Linked DNA regions of Homo sapiens: region 2 is linked to region 1. Evidence: read pairs that join two places in POLR2A ChIA-PET (ENCODE). Cell type or tissue: GM12878. All regions are shown on one strand. Links, peaks and the distances in the headings refer to the core of each region. The heading gives the core; the rest is flanking DNA. Region 1 has its middle 13 kb from the start of LINC01355. Region 2 overlaps PNRC2 (proline rich nuclear receptor coactivator 2).

Evidence for each region. Peaks named below come from ENCODE experiments on the same cell type or tissue, not always from the same donor. Only the 100,000 strongest peaks of a DNase experiment are listed, where the experiment ranks them.
Region 2: POLR2A ChIA-PET joins it to region 1 with 5 read pairs; 2 of 35 experiments call an interaction of 5 or more read pairs at or near these places.

What each region holds. Positions count from the first base shown.
Region 1 is chr1:23,297,435-23,300,250 of GRCh38, forward strand. No RefSeq gene overlaps it. Among named protein-coding and RNA genes, the nearest start is that of LINC01355, 13 kb to the left of the region's middle. In GM12878, for the core only: no CTCF peak of the experiment used is centred there; no DNase peak of the experiment used is centred there.
Region 2 is chr1:23,962,587-23,965,402 of GRCh38, forward strand. It overlaps PNRC2 (proline rich nuclear receptor coactivator 2), which reads left to right. Exons shown (of 3, transcript NM_017761.4): 3 at 1-876. SRSF10 (serine and arginine rich splicing factor 10) reads right to left here. Exons shown (of 6, transcript NM_054016.4): 6 at 1,761-2,816. Among named protein-coding and RNA genes, the nearest start is that of PNRC2, 4.2 kb to the left of the region's middle. In GM12878, for the core only: no CTCF peak of the experiment used is centred there; DNase peaks (open chromatin) are centred at 1,861 and 2,163; H3K4me3 peaks cover 1,266 bases; H3K27ac peaks cover 1,638 bases.

The DNA of each region.
Region 1 (2,816 bases), core at 163-2,662:
CTGCCACAGCCAGAATCTTTTTTTTTTTTTTTTTTGAAACAGGGTCTCACTCTGTCATCCAGGCTGGAGGGCAATGGCATAATCTCAGCTCACTGCAGCCTCTGCCTCCCAGATTCAAGTGATTCTCCCACCTCAGCCTCCTGAGTAGCTGGTGCTACAGGTGCACTCCACCACACTCGGCTAACTTTTGTGTTTTTTGGTAGAGATGGGGTTTCACCATGTTGGCCAGGCTGGTCTTAAACTCCTGACCTCAAGTGACCTGCCTGCCTCAGCCTCTCAAAGTGCTGGGATTACAGGCATGAGCCACCATGCCTGGCCCAATTACAATCTTTTGAAAAAATTTTATGAAACATTTATCCTTGTTTTGACTTACTTTCCAGATTAAAAGATAAGCAGGCACAGTGGCTCACACCTGTATAATCCCAGCACTTTGGGAGGCTAAGGCGGGCAGATCACTTGAGACCAGGAGTTCGTGACCAGCCTAGCCAACATGGTGAAACCCCATCTCTACTAAAAACACAAAAATTAGCTGGGCATGGTGGTGCGCACCTGTAATCCCAGCTACTCGGGAGGCCAGGCAGGAGAATCGCTTGAACCACGGAGGCAGAGGTTGCAGTGAGCCGAGATCATGCCACTGCACTCCAGCCTGGCGAAAGAGCAAGACTCCGTCTTAAAAAAAAAAAAAAAAAAAAAGAGTTTTTAAAACCATCTTTCTTTCTGTATCAGAGAAGATAACATTTCCTGTAAGAATACATATGGAAAGCAGGTTCTCTACACCCACCAATTTTACGGCCCAGCATAGTGGCTTCCGTTATGTGTAATTCTGTATCTTGCATACAAATGCACACACACACTCAGGTCTGATAAGTAAACCTTTTAACAAACTCTTCTATAATGGCCTTGAAAAATATAGGACTAAGTCCCAGCGCGCTGGCTCACGCCTGTAATCCCAGTACTTTGGGAGGTCGAGGCAGGCGGATCACCTGAGGTAAGGAGTTCAAGACCAGCCTGCCTGAAGTGGGGAAACCTGTCTCTACTATAAATTAAAAAATTAGCCAGGTGTGGTGGTACGCGCCTGGAATCCCAGCTACTCAGGAGGCTGAGGCAAGATAATCGATTGAACCTGGAAGGCAGAGGTTGCAGTGGGCTGAGATCATGCCACTGCACTCCAGCCTGGGCAACAGAGTGAGACCCTGTCTCAAAAAAAAAAAAAATGTATAGGACTGAAACTAAAAATTAGGCGATGGGATAGCTTAAAATATTTGCTTTTTGTTTTTGTTTTTTGAGATGATGTCTCACTGTATTGCCAAGGCTGGTCTCCAGGGATCCTCCTGCAATCTTTTCCAAACAAGTATTAAGTTTACCTAGGTTAAAAACTTTTTTTTTTTTTGAGACAGGGTCTCACTCTGTCACCCAAGTTGGAGTACAGGGGCCTGATCGCAGCTCACTACAACCTCGACTTCCCGGCCTCAAGTGATCCTCCTACCTCAGCCTCCCAGGTCTGGGTCTACAGAGGTGTGTCACCATGCCCAGCTAGTTTTTTAAATTTTTTGTAGAGATGGGGTTTCGCCATGTTGCCCAGGACAGTCTTGAACTTCTAGGCTCAAGCAATCCTCCCACCTTGGCCTCCCAAAGTGCTGGGATTACAGGCGTGAGCTACCATGCCCAGCCCAAAAGTGGCTTCCTAAAGACCAAAATCCAGTACGTTTTGGCTTAAATTTTTATAAATGATGAAAAAAGAGCAAAACAAATGACAACTATCAACATAAAACAAACAAAAAAGCCTAAGTAATCCTTAATTTCAGACAAAACTATATTAAATTCTAATTAGGTTAGCTTTATTTTAGACATAAAGAGCTTTTAAGTACACATAAACTTTACCACTTAGTTCTAACCTCACATTAGGTCTTTCTAATCTAGCAGTAAAGAATGTACACTTTAAGTCAGGCAGAAGAGGGTTTGAATCCTGGCCTTGCCACTTCATAGACAGGTGGTCAATAGCCACAAATATGAAATTACCTAATCTCAATCTTTGAGTTCCTTATATGTAAAGTAGGTAGGAAAAATACCACCTACCTTGCAGGGTTGTAAACTACATGATATACACAGAATATAAAATGCCTCCTTAGTACAGAGCATGGTACATAGCACTTACACCATAGTAGGTGTTATTAATCTATCATTTTAAAAAAAGCTCACCATGAAAAAAGAAACAGCAGAATGTTTTCCACCCATACTTCATCTACACTATTTTTATTTTTCAAGATAAAATTCTAGAGTGAAAATCAGACTTTAAAAAAAAATCACTGTTTTCAGGGATCACCGTCTAGCTCCTAACTTTATATAAAGATGGATACATTTGTCGTCTCTATTCTTCATGAGAATTTCCCAGCTGTTGATCTATGAAAATTGTTTTTATTTTATTTTTTGAGACAGGGTCTCACTCTGTAGCCCAAGCTGTAGTACAGTGGCGTGATCTCAGCTCACTGCAACCGCCGCCTCCAAGGCTCAAGCGATTCTCAAGCCTCAGCCTCCTGAGCAGCTGGGACTACAGGCGTGCACCACCATGCCTGGCTAAATTTTTGTATTTTAGTAGAGATGGAGTTTCACCATGTTGCCCAGGGTGGTCCAGAACTCCTGAGCTCAGGCGATCCGCCAGCCTCGGCTTCCCAAAGTGCTGAGATTACAGGTGTGAGTGACAGTGCCCGGCTGAAAGTTGTTTTTAAAAAGTCACCTTTAGGGCTGGGCATGGTGGCTCATGCCTGTAATCCCAGCACTTTGGGAGGCCGAGATTACTTGAGGTCAGGAGTTTCAGA
Region 2 (2,816 bases), core at 301-2,800, 670 kb after region 1:
GCTTGCTTTGGGGAGTTGGATAATGTGAAAATTTTAAGTACCTAGGGGAGAAAGAGCCATGTAAATATCTGTAATAAACTTGTAGCATATGTAAAGTTTTCTTGGCCTTTATCTTACAAAAATGGAGTATTTTAGTATGAATTTGCTGAATGTAAGACCGTGGACTGTTTTTTATAATATGGCCTAATTTTAAAGGTCCAAAATAACTTGTTTTTAAAGTTTGCCCTTGTGCTAAAGTGCCAGTGTATGTATGTTATACTTGATTTGGTTGTAAACTATATTTCAAAGTAAACCCTAGTGTAATAAGTTTTATAACTAAAAAGGTTTAAGCTGCTAAAACTATTTTTAAGAGATGTGAAATGCAGTATGGGACTATCTTTTTTTCCTCCTCTAAGCCCAAAGATTAACTAGAGTCCCTCCAACCTTATAGATTGTTGGCTTTCACAATCTTATAACCTAGGATACAGGTAGTTTCGAGTATGGTGCCAGTGATGTTTTGTTTTTGTTTGGTCAAGGGGTAGGTGCAACCCAATGGACCACTTATGCAAAAGATGTAAACTCTTGCATAATACATTGATAACATGTTTTGCCAACTTTAAATGCTTAAACATAAGCGAAACCAGTAGCAAGTATGTGGGTCAGCTTAAAAATTTTGATTGTTAATGCCCTATTTTCTAATTTGGCACCTCTTGATGCCTAAGCAGGTAAGCAGATGCCTAAGCTGTATTTCTCCAAATAAATCAAGATGAAGTACTGCCCAAGTTAAATATTGATAGCCTAAAGACAAGTTTATGTAGTACTTAATGTACATGATATGAATGTGAAGCATAAAATTAAATAAAATTTTTCCCCATTGGCTTGGTTTTATTTTAAAAATGGTTTTGATTGCTTAATATTCTTTTTAAAAATGTGTTTTACTTGTCACTGACTTGAAGCTCATAATACACTCACAATATTCCAAACTCTTGGATTTCTCAGACTCCAGAACTATGAACCACTACATTTCTGATCATATATATATACGTATATATAAAAAAGGTCACAACTAAAATGTGATAGGACTGTTGGCTTGAAAAGGGGCAACTAGTTTGCTGACTGATACAGAAGATACTAGGATTTGACAGCTATGCAGTTAAGCAACTACTTAGGATTTCTCTCTCCCAGTAGTGTTAATTAAAAAGCAAAAAAAAGGCCACACATGGAAAACATCGCAAAGCTTTTGAAAGTTAATTCCATGATCTAGGTTCATAGAAAAAAAATTATAAGCAAATTTATCAAGTTGACAAGAACCCTTGTGTTTTAAGTATGTTGACAAATGAAAAGTATATAAGGGGACCCCTCAGAAGAAAAGCATCACAACCACACCTTTCTGATACAGATTCCAAATGATAGGGCATCTTAAAACTAGTTTGAGTAATCCTTAAAATGCTACAACTAGTCCCATGGCAAAGCTGTATTATTTTCATGCAAACTAGTTAACAATTTGGAGTTAAGGCAGAACCAGCATTTGGGTGTTCATTTTGTTTCCAGGGTAATTTCTGTGAACAATGCCAAGGATTGCAGAATTGAACTTCATGTATTGGACAAATCTCAGCCTAGGTGTCTGTTAGTTTTTAAGCTATATATTGAATCTAGTGTATATATTGAATACACTAGATTTTTAGTGACTAATCTAGTAATACACTAGATTTTTGGTTTGACTCAAGCAAAATGAGTAAATGGAAGTGGGAGTGGAAGATTACCTAACTTCATACTTTAGGAAAGGTACTGATAAAAGTTTTGGTTAGCCTATATAGAGAATGGTGATAGGAATTTCCCAAGTCGATGCAATTGCGAGAACCAAAAATAGCTGGTACAGAGAACTTACCATGTAAGGCTGCTGAAGTCAGCCATACTGTGAACCTTAGGTAAATGCTGTAATTTCAATTTGTCTTCTTTTCGATGGCAGTTATACTATGATGGAATCCAGGTCCAAAACCTATCCTTAAGCTTAAAATAAATACTAATAAACTATCCTCTTCCCTAGAACTACAACACAGGAAAAAACCTGAAAGGTTTTGTGTAAGTTTCAGTTTCTAGTATTTTGGTTGCATTCTTGTAGGCAATTTGTAAAGCAAGAGGGACAGAGTGCATCTCTAAAACCTCTTACACAAATTAGGAAAAAGTTGTACCCAGGTGGTTACAAATCTAAGAGCAAAATCTTAAAAAAACCCAAGATTTATTTTTGGCTCCTAGACCAGTTTATTTCACTTTCCAGCATTCAAAGAAATGTGATCTGCAAAAAACTAGATACAAAGGCCTTTTACTTCTTTACAAACTACGGTTAGTTCTCAATGAATTTACATGCCTCACTTTTTATTCCAAGAAAAATCCCCATTATGCAATACAAGGGTGAAACAGCTGTTACAAATACACAGAAACATAATAAAGATAACCAACACTGTTAAGAGGAAGGGGAAGAGGAAAAAACCCAAGAGAAGGAAACTTTTCCACAGTGACTAGCAGAATGTCTTGTAGATAGCAATAACCGAAGACAAACAGGTTGCTCACTTCATCCTATTTATCAAGTCATCCTATCTAAAATGAGAATAGTTCATGCCTAGGATAGGCTAACTATAGGCTTTGCTAGTCCTCCTTCCTAATAGAATGCCCTCAGATTATTCCTGAGCTATCACTCAAGTCACAGATACTTCAGAATATAATCTTAGGTTTTGTAAACAGGAACATGGTCAAAATGCAATACAATGGAAAATCTCTACAAGAGAATGAGATTTGGAAAGCCATGCTTAGAGTCTCTGAGCCACACAACCATAAGA